2 separate regions of the Homo sapiens genome follow, and region 2 is linked to region 1. The links are chromatin loops, found by intact Hi-C in ENCODE. Cell type or tissue: B cell. All regions are shown on one strand. Links, peaks and the distances in the headings refer to the core of each region. The heading gives the core; the rest is flanking DNA. Region 1 has its middle 26 kb from the start of OTUD1. Region 2 has its middle 25 kb from the start of OTUD1.

Region 1 (5,384 bases), core at 87-5,086:
AATATGTACAAACGTTATAAAGTAACAGTTTTTAAAAGGGGTATATAAATGTGTGTTCTCTACCTTAGCAGTCATTATAACATTGTCTTTCATCTAAGAAAAACACATGTAGGTATCAGATGGAGTTCAGGTTCTCTGTTCACTCAGCTGCTAGTTTCTCAACCTACACAACCTGAACCTGCTGACTTTTCTCCCTTGCCACCACATTTACCCTGATTCAAGCCACCATTCTTTCTTGCCCTGACTATTGCAATAACCCCTTAACTCTTGCCTTACTGCAGCATATTCCTGGCCCAGCACGGTGATATTTTTAGACAGCAAAACAAATGTTTTATTTGTTTATTTAAGACACTTCACCAAGTTTGATAACAATAATGTCCAAACTCCTTGTCATGACCTATAGGACCCTACAGAACCTGGCCCCTGCCCACATCTCCAACTTCACCTAATACCTCAGCACATAAATATTTGTTGAATGGATGTGTTTGTCTGGTTCTCATGCTGCTAATAAAGACATACCCGAGATCGGGTAATTTATAAAGGAAAGAGATTTCATAGACTCACATTTCCAATTGGCTGGGGAGGCCTCACAATCATGGTAGAAAGTGAATGAAGAGCAAGTATACGTCTTATATGGCAGTAGGCAAGAGGGTGTGTGCAGGGGAACTGCCCTTTATAAAACCACCAGATCTCATGAGACTTCCTCATGAGAACAGCATGGGGAAAAACCTGCCCCTATGATTCAATTACCTCCCACCAGATCCCTCCCATGACACTCAGGGATTATGGGAGCTACAGTTCAAGATGAGATTTGGGTGGGGACACAGCCAAACCGTATCAATTAATAAATGAATAATGCCTTTCTTAATGTTTAAGATACATACTGGCTTCACAAAAACCATATTGCTAAAATGTAACAAATGTATCACATTGTGTATTCATCTGGATGGCAACTAATTGGTAACTGATACAGGCAAACATGTTTCTTATGGAGCTCTATATCGGCTGTGTTCAAAAAAAGAAAGTTCAGCTTCATCCTACCCACTCCCATAGGCTTTTTGTAAAAGACTCTTACTTTTTCTTCCTTGGTTGACTGACAACTAATAAGACAAAACCCTACAATTATATCTATAATAATTAGCCAACTAGTATATGCTAAATATACTAGTTATATATTTCAAAATAGCTAGAAGAGAGGTATTTGTACAGAGGATCATCAGTTGACTGATTCCTATTAAACTCAATCAAGCAGTAGTAGCTGTTCCGGTAATAACAGATTTGATTGTTAGTTAATAATTATATGAATTAGAGATTCTCTTAAATTCATACAAAAGGTATTTTTAAAAGAACCTGCTTTTGGTCAGTGTGCAAATGGGTAGATTTTAAAAAATCTGCTTTTAGGCCAAGTGCAGTGGCTCATGTCTATAATCCCAGCAACTTTGGGAGGAGGCAGGAAGATCCCTTGAGCCTAGGAATCAAGACCAGCCTGGGCAACACAGCAAGACCTCATCTCTAATAAAAATTAAAATAAAGAATTAGCTGGGCATGGTGGTGTGAACTGTAGTCTCAGCTACTCAGGAGGCTGAGGTGGGGGGATTGCTTGAGACCAGGAGTTCAAGCTTACAGTGAGCTATGACTGCACCACTAAACTCCAGCCTAGGCAACAGAGTAAGACCTTGTCTCAATCAATCAGTCAATCAGTAGATAAAAATCTGCTTTTGGGATTTAAGTGACCAACCATTGCTTATTATTTTGTTAGGCTTACTACCCCTTTGATCTACTAACAATGCCTAATGAAGTCAACAGTCAGTAATTAATCAGGCATGATCTATGAATAGTTGACAAACATTAAGCAGTTAATGGATTTCAGGTAAATGACAGGCAGGCTTATTAATATGCTGATTCTATTCTGGGAACCCTCATTAGAAGATAACTGCTTCATCTTCACAATGTCAAACTTGCTTCCAATGGATAAATTATCATGATACAAAAATAGACTGCAGATAAAGCCTTTAATTCTACTTGGGCAAATCCAAGAATAACGTAAGAGTGTTACTTAAACTTACATTTAGAAAAGTCAAAGATTTTAAGGGAAAATATATAATTACTTTGAAAACATAGACTATTTTTCTAGATTTATTTATTTATTTATTTTACCTGTCACTTACTTAACAAATACTTATTTACACTGGTCAGGCATGTGAAAGAGTTTTCCAGATTCTAGAAGCAGACTCTCCAAATCATGCTAAAGGCTCACACTGAGCTCTCAATCAAACCATGATATATTTTCATGATCCGGTAAGAGGTGTCATCCATAATTTCCTTTGTTCCCATTTTGTTTATAAGGCTAGCCCAAATCTTACCGTGTCTCAATCAGTCTGAAACTCCAAGTTCACATGTATTATCAGTCAGCTAGATTATCTCTCAAAGGCAAATGAAAAAAAAAAATAGTCCTGTTTCCCAGAGATTTTTTTCTTTTTTTGAGACAGGGTCTCACTCTGTTGCCCAGGCTGGAGTGCAGTGATGCAATCATAGTTAATTGCAACCTTGAACTCCTGGGCTCAAGCAGTCCTCCCACTTCAGCCTCCCAAGTAGCTGGGACTACAGGCGGGTGCCATCACACCTGGCAATTTATTTTTATTTTTTGTGGAAACGAGGTCTCACTATCTTGCCCAGGCTTGTCCCAAATGCCTGGCTTCAAACAATCTCCCCAGCTTGGCCTCCCAAAGCGCTGAGATTACAGGCGTGGGCCACCATGTTCAACCTCAGAGATTTTTAATGTACACCGAAAGTAAATCCAAATGCTTACATATTTTAACATAATTAGAAACGATCATTTAATTCCCTACCTTCAAAATATAATATTCTTATCAATATAATCTGAATGGTTCAAGTGCACAGAATCAGCAAACACATACAGAACAATGAGGCAAATTTACATTAATGTGTTCTATTGTATCAACGGAGAGTCACAGAGCTTCACCACACTCTAATCAGCCCAGGAAATGCATCATTAAAAGGAAAAATCCTTCATTCTGATGACTTTGAGATAGCAAAAAGCAAAAAAAAAAAAAAAAAAAGAAAAGAAAAAGAAAAGTTTAGATATCAGGCTCAGCTCATAGATACCTTTGGCAATGGCTTATTTTCAAGTTGAAAATCCTCTGATTTGAAAATAAATCTTGGCTGGATGCAGTGGCTCACACCTGTAATCCCAGCACTTTGGAAGGCCGAAGCAACCAGCCTGGCCAACATGGCGAAATCCCGTCTCTACTAAAAATACAAAAATTAGCCAGGTATGGTGGAACGCGCCTGAAATCGCAGCTACTCAGGAGGCTGAGACACAAGAATCATTTGAACCCAGGAGGCAGAGGTTGTAGTGAGCTGAGATTGCACCACTGCACTCCAGCCTGGGTGACAGAGTGAGACTCTGTCTCAATAAAAAACACACACACACACACACACACACATACAAAAAAAAAAAAAAAAACACACACAAAGAAAATAAATCTTACCATTATTTAAGGAGATTTTTAAAAAAATAGTTACTGTGTAAGGGAAGGTCTTCAAAAAACAAACAAACAAACAAACTAAAGCCTAATATGGCTAACTCTTAAAAAAAAAGGCAAAGAAATAAAAGGATGAAATATATTTTATAGGCCACAAGAAACGGGCATAAATTAAGTAGTTCATAAAAACTGAGGCAAAGACTTCAAAAATAGTACTCTCTCATATAGGGATAAAATGCCCTCGGTGCAAAGAGTTACGTGTAAAACTGTGTAAGTTAACTTTCACAATGTTGTAATTTCTCTTTCTCCAAAATCCATTCTCTATTATGTTTAAATGTTGATATGCTGAAATTTAAAGAAAACTTGATAAGGTATATAGAGTAGATTAAGAGAGGCTTTTCTTTCCTCCCAAATTCAATTTAGTGAATTTAAACTATTGGTACCTAACGGAATTGTGTGCTGACTCAAACTTTTTACTCAAGTCAATTTTTTTTTTAAATTAATTTTTAGAGACAGGGTCTTGCTTTGTTGCCTAGACTGGAGTGCATTGGTGTGATCATAGTTCACTATAGCCTCCAATTCCTGGGCTCAAGCAACCCTCCTGCCTCAGCCTCTCAAGTAGCTAGGATTACAGGCACATGCCACCACACCTGGCTAATTTTTTTACTTTTTATTTTTTGTAGAGTCTTGCTGGTTGCCCCAGCTGGTTTCAAACTCCTGGCCTCAAGCAATCTTCCTACCACGGCCTCCCAAAATCCTGAGATTACAGATGTGAGCCATGGCACCCAGCCTCAAGCCAACATTTTTAACATAATTTTTTTACAAAGCTTACAGTTTAAAATGTATTTATCACAGATTACTATAAGAAATTTTCTTACTAACGATTATTTCAAATTCGAAGAAAATAACCCCCAGGGTGAATGAGGGCTTTATTCATTTTTGCTATTCATTATTTTTTCACTAGTACTCACCAACCTGGTTAAATTTTTCCTATACGTTAGAAAAGAAAAAAAAGAAAAGTCCATGAACAACCTAAGAAGTCCGAGATCAATAAATTTCCTATCTGCTTAAACTAACTGCATGGATTCTGCTGTTTACAATTAAGAGTACCAAGGGAGATAGCTGGGTATAGAATCAAGGATTATAAATCATTTTCCCTGAACATTTTGCAAAGGATTGTTCCATGGTCTTCTGGCTATAATGTTTCTGTTGAGAAGTCTGATGCCATTGTTTTTCTTAAGGTTCTGGATATGACTTATTTTTCCTCTCTGAAAGCTTTGAGACTATTTTTTCTATCCCTAGTACTCTAAAATTCCTAGTTGAAAGCATGAGTCTTTTTGCATTCCTTGGGCTGCCACATCCAGTTGTGTAGGTTGTGCACTGCATCACTTTAGGGAGCCCTATTCCCATCTTAGTCCATAGATACAACTTGGATGACTGCACAAGATGGCCTTGTGGACATTCTGTGGGACCTTACAATCTGAAGATGACTGTCATTGAGCTCTCAGAAATCTTTTGCCCAATCCTTCCTCTCAACCAATTTTTTTTTTTTTTTTTTTTTTTTAGAGACACGGTTTCACCCAGGCTGGAGTGCAGTGATGCAATCTCTGCTCACTGCAACCTCTACCTCCTGGGTTCAAGCAATTCTCCTGCCTCAGCCTCCCGAGTAGCTGGGATTACAGGTGTGCACCACCAAGCCCAGCTAATTTTTGTATTTTTAGTAGAGATGGGGTTTTGTCACGTTGGCTATGCTGGTCTCAAACTCCTGGCCTCAAGTGATCTGCTAGCCTCAGCCTCCCAAAGTGCTGGGATTACAGGCATGAGCCACTGTGACCGGCCTCAACCAGTATATCTATGTTCTATCTCTGAAACACTTTA
Region 2 (5,384 bases), core at 157-5,156, 51 kb after region 1:
CATAGTTAGTTTCCCTCTTTCCTAAATATTATAATCATAGTATCCCTAATTAATTTTTTTATTAATAAAGTAACTTTATTTAAATGTATCTTGTCACAGGGGAGAGACATATATTTGTAGGTATGTTTAGAACTACATAGGGCAGATAAATAAGGAAGTGGGAATGGACTATTAGTCTGCAAAAAATAAAATAAAATGAATAGGAAGAGTTGCAAGTAACGATGCTGAAGTTTGAAGCATAAGAGGAGAATCAGATTAGTAATTAGTATGATTAACTGCATCATATCTTTTTTTATTATTCTTATTTTTATTTATTTATTTATTTATTTTTTTGAGACGGAGTCTTGCTCTGTCGCCCAGGCTGGAGTGCAGTGGCACAATCTCAGCTCACTGCAAGCTCTGCCTCCCGGGTTCACACCATTCTCCTGCCTCAGCCTCTCCGAGTAGCTGGCACTACAGGTGCCCGCCACCAGGCCCAGCTAATTTTTTTGTATTTTTAGTAGAGATGAGGTTTCACTGTTTTAGCCAGGATGGTCTCGATCTCGCGACCTCGTGATCCACCCACCTCGTCCTCCCAAAGTGCTGGGATTACAGGCGTGAGCCACAGCGCCCAGCCAACTGCATCATATCTAATTTAGAAATCTTTAAATTAACTTATATATATACCATATATGCCTGGTTATATTTCTATTCTTTGGTGGTAAAAATTATTCAGTGTCGTTGATTTTTTTTTTAAATGTTAGAAGTACTCAAATAATGATTTAGTTCAAAATTAAAGCATAAAAAGGAGAAAAGGGCCCTCAGCCTTCTGATGATGTTTTTGGACCAAAGATCTACAATCTTTTCCCAAGTAGAAAATTGAATACATTCCGTGTTACAAATAAAGGAGCCTTGCTGTTTTTAGACTGTGGACCTCCACACTGCACTCTGAGCTCCTAATTTCTAAAGGCATCCAAGGGTTTAGAGCAGGTGAATTTGTCAGTACTACTTGTTTTTGGAGAAAAAGAGGTATAAGAAAGTGGAAATTGACTATTAGACTGCCTACCTGAAAAAAATAAAATAAAATAAATAGGAAGGGTTGCAAGTAAGGATGCTGAAGTTTGAGGAATAAGAGGAGAGTCAGACCTGCAGATGTGGCTTCAAGCTGGACTGAAGAGGTGGAGTTGCCAGGAATAATAAGGAGTGTCAAAAGAATACATTACTAAGTGAAAAGAAAGTCCACAGAATGGGAGAAAATGTTTGCAAATTAAATTTGATAAGGAATTTATCCAAAATGTATAAAGAACTCTTACAACTCAAAAAGAAGATTGCTGGGCAAGGTAGCTCACACTCATAGTCCCTACACATTGGAAGGCCAAGGTGGGTGGATCTCTTGAGCCCAGGAGTTTAAAACCAGCCTAGGCAACATAGTGAGATCCCATCTCTACAAAAATATAAAAATTAGCCGGGGGTGGTGGTGCATGCCTGTAGCCCCAGCTACTTGGGGAGCTGAGGTGGGAGGATTGCTTGAGCCCAGGTGTGAGAAACCACTCTGAGCAATATGGTGTGACTCCATCTCTACAAAAAATAAAGCAGTTTGGCCAGACATGGTGGCACAAGCTTGTAGTCCCAGCTATTTGGGAAGCTGAAGTGGGAGGATCAGCTGAGCCTGGAGAGGTTGAGACTGTAATGAGTTGTGATAGCACCACTGCACTCCAGCCAGGGCAACAGAGTGAGACCCTGTCTCAAAAAACACACAGAATCAAACAAACAAAAACCAAAAAGACAACCCAAATTTTAAAAATAGGCAAGAGATCTTAAGAAACATTTTTCCAAAGGAAATGTATGAGTGGCTAATATGCACATGAAAAGATGCTTAGCACCATTAATCTCTATGGAAATGTGAATGAAAACCAGAAGCTACCGTGTCTTACCCATTCAACTGCCTATAATCAAAAGCCCATAATTAAAAGTCTGTAGAGAGGGAAAGTAGGTTAGTTGGTTGCCTGGGGCTGGGGAATGGAAAAGTTGGGGGAAATGGAAAGTGATTTCTAATGAGTACAGGTTTCTTTTTGGGATGATGAAAATGTTCTAAAATTGGTTATGGTGGTGGTTGATAACTCTGCGAATATACTAAACATGTTTAGTGGGTGAATTGTATTGTATGTGAATTATGTCTCAATAAAGTCTAAGAAACAAGACAATAAGAAGTGCTGGCCAGTATGTAAAGAAATTAGAACTCTTATATAGTACAGGTGGGAATGCGAAGTGGTACAGCCACTTTGGAAAACAATTTGGTAGTTCCTCAAAAGGATAAATAGAGAGTTACCATATGACATAAGAATTTCTTTTTCTTTTTTTTGAGGCAGAGTTTCACTCTGTCTCCCAGGCTGGAGTACAGTGGTGTGATCTCGGTTCACTGCAACCTCTGCCTCCCGGGTTCAAGCGATTCTCCTGCCTCAGTCTCTTGAGTAGCTGGGATTACAAGCGGGCACCCACCATGCCCAGCTAATTTTTATATTTTTAGTAGAGAGAGGGTTTCGTCATGTTGGCAAGGCTGATCCCAAACTCCTGACCTCAGGTGATCTGCCCACCTCGGCCTCCCAAAGTGTTGGGATTACAGGCGTGAGCCACCGCACCCAGCCTGACATAAGAATTTCACTCCTAGCTATACACACAAGAGAAGTGAAAACATGTACACACAAAAAATCAGACACAAATGTTCATAGCAGCATTATTTATAAAACTCAGAAACTGAAAGCAACTCAAATATCCATCAGCTGATGAATGGATAAATAAAGTGTGACATAAAACACGATGGAAAATTAGCAATAGAATAAGTAGTGATGTAGGTTACAACATAGATGAACCTCAAAACCATTGACCTAAGTGAAAGAAGTCAGTCAAAAATAACCACAAATGTAAGATCTGATTTCCATGAAATGTTCAGAATAGTCAAATCTACAAGAGACAGAAAATAGATTTAGCAGTTGCCTAGGACTGGAGGGAGAATGGGGAAGTGAGAAGTGATTGCTAATAGGTACAAGTTTTCTTTTTAGGACAATAGAAATGTTCTAAAATTAGATTATGGTGATGGTTGCACAATGCTGTAAATATATTTTACAACATTGAATAGACGCCTTTAACTGGTAGACTTCATGGCATGTGAGTGATATCTTTTTTTTTTTTTTGAGATGGAGTTTCGCTCTTGTCACCCAGGATGGAGTGCAGTGGCGCGATCTCAGCTCACTGCAACCTCTGCCTCCCAGGTTCAAGCGATTCTCCTGCCTCAGCCTCCTGAGCAGCTGGGATTACAGGCACCTGCCACCATGACCAGCTAATTTTTTGTATTTTTAGTAGAGACGGGGTTTCATCCATGTTGGCCAGGGTGGTCTTGAACTCCTGACCTCAGGTGATCTGCCCCCCTCAGCCTCCCAAAGTGCTGAGATTACAGGTGTGAGCCACCACGCCCGGCCCTGTGAGTGATATCTTAATAAAGCTGTTAAAAAAGAATGAAGAGGCATATTATGCTCAGTTGAAGTACTGACTAGAACAAGTCTCTACTCTCTCAGGCTCCATCACCCTCTCATCCTTTTCCTCTTTCCTCTTGGTCTCTTCTCTGTCATTTCTTTCTCCATGACACAACACACTCTTGTCTCCAAAACTTTTTCATTCTCCTACCTCCTTCCTCAAAATGTGGCACTTTCCTTTAACTGGCTCTATTGCTTTTTTTCCTGTTTCTCTAACTTTTGAAATTGACATGTAATAATTGTACATATTTATAGGGTACATAGTAATATTGCAATACAAACAATGTACAGTGATCTGATCCGGGTAATTAACATATCCATCATCTCAAACATTTATTTCTTTCTTTTCTTTTCTTTTTGTTTTGTTTGTTTCTTTTTTTTTTTTTTTTTTGAGATGGAGTTTCACTCTTGTTGCCCAGGCTGGAGTGCAATGGGGTGATCTCGGTTCACTACAACCTCCGCCTCCCGAGTTCAAGCAATTCTGCTGCCTCAGCACCACCACACTCTGCTAATGTTGTAATTTTAATAGAGACGGGGTTTCTCCATGTTGGTCAGGCTGTTCTCGAACTCCCGACCTCAGCTGATCCACCCACCTCGTCCTCCCAAAGTGCTGGGATTACAGGTGTGAGCCACCGTGCCCGGCCTCTATTTTTCTTTTAAATCTGAATGTGATCTCTCCTTCCCATTCTAGGCACTCATGCTCCTCCAGAGCTAAGCTTAGAAAACAAAAGAACACAGGGATAGGGAAACAAATGATCTCAAAATAGTTGATGGAAAATAGCAACTTCTCTTTTTCTGCAGGGCTTCCTTTTGACTGTGATTTTCCTTTTCCTTTTTGTTTTTTCCAGACAGAGATTTTTCTCCATCTCTGGCTCTTGAAGTGAGATCAGAGACTCAAAAATACCACACTGTATCATTTACTTGGGCATTTTCTCAGAAGGGGATTAACTTTGGCAAGAGTTTGGGTGGTGACAAATGACTCAGAGATAAAAGATGAGTCAAGAAGCATTGCTAAAACTGTGGTCGCTTCGCATCAACCTTAGGGATATGGTACTTTGCAACTTGGCAACCATAACATTATATTGATTAGTCTAATGGATTCTTTCTGAGTATGATAGCAAAGACAAAGGCAGAATATTCTTAGTATATCACTAAATTCTATCGGTCATTATTTGATACTTAAAAAAATACTCGTCCCAAGAAGCAAGGTTTTAGCCACACAGCAGTTTTCATATTACTGAAAAACCCGCTAGGGAGAAAGGCACTCTAGTGGATCTCTATTTACTCAATAATAAAAGCAAGATCAAATGACCTTTATTTAAAAACAAACAAGCTTAAAAAAAATGGCAGGCAGAGAAGGGAGTCAACTTTTTCTCAATCCACTGCTTGAGAAATTATCTGATTAATGTTAGCTCTGGAAATTTTTATTTATTTATTTTTTATTTTATTTTATTTATTTATTTTTTTGAGACAACGTCTCGCTCTGTTGCCCAGGCTGGAGTTCAGTGGCATGATCTTGGCACACTGCAACCTCTGCCTTCCGGGTTCCAGCGATTTTCCTGCCTCAGCCTCCTGAGTGGCTAAGATTACAGGCATGTTGCCACCACACCTGGCTAATTTTTATATTTTTAGTAGAGACAGGGTCTCACCACGTTGGCCAGGTAGGTCTCGAACTCCTGGCCTCAAGTGATCCACCCGCCTCTGCCTCCCAAAGTGCTGGGATTACAGGTGTGAGCCACCGTGCCCAGCCCAGAAATATTATTATTATTATTATTATTGTTGTTGTTGTTGTTGTTGTTGTTGTTATTTGAGATGGAGTCTTGCTCTGTAGCCCAGGCTGGAGTGCAATGGTGCAATCTCGGTTCACTGCAACCT

What was found. Hi-C counts contacts between places; a loop is a spot of excess contacts. Peaks named below come from ENCODE experiments on the same cell type or tissue, not always from the same donor. Only the 100,000 strongest peaks of a DNase experiment are listed, where the experiment ranks them.
Region 2: a loop joins it to region 1, with 1.8 times the contacts of the local background. A loop is called at or near these places in 2 of 110 quality-filtered maps.

The regions. Positions count from the first base shown.
Region 1 is chr10:23,462,530-23,467,913 of GRCh38, reverse strand. No RefSeq gene overlaps it. Among named protein-coding and RNA genes, the nearest start is that of OTUD1, 26 kb to the right of the region's middle. In B cell, for the core only: no CTCF peak of the experiment used is centred there; no DNase peak of the experiment used is centred there.
Region 2 is chr10:23,411,464-23,416,847 of GRCh38, reverse strand. No RefSeq gene overlaps it. Among named protein-coding and RNA genes, the nearest start is that of OTUD1, 25 kb to the left of the region's middle. RefSeq lists silencers at 4,202-4,402, 4,402-4,602. In B cell, for the core only: no CTCF peak of the experiment used is centred there; a DNase peak (open chromatin) is centred at 2,907.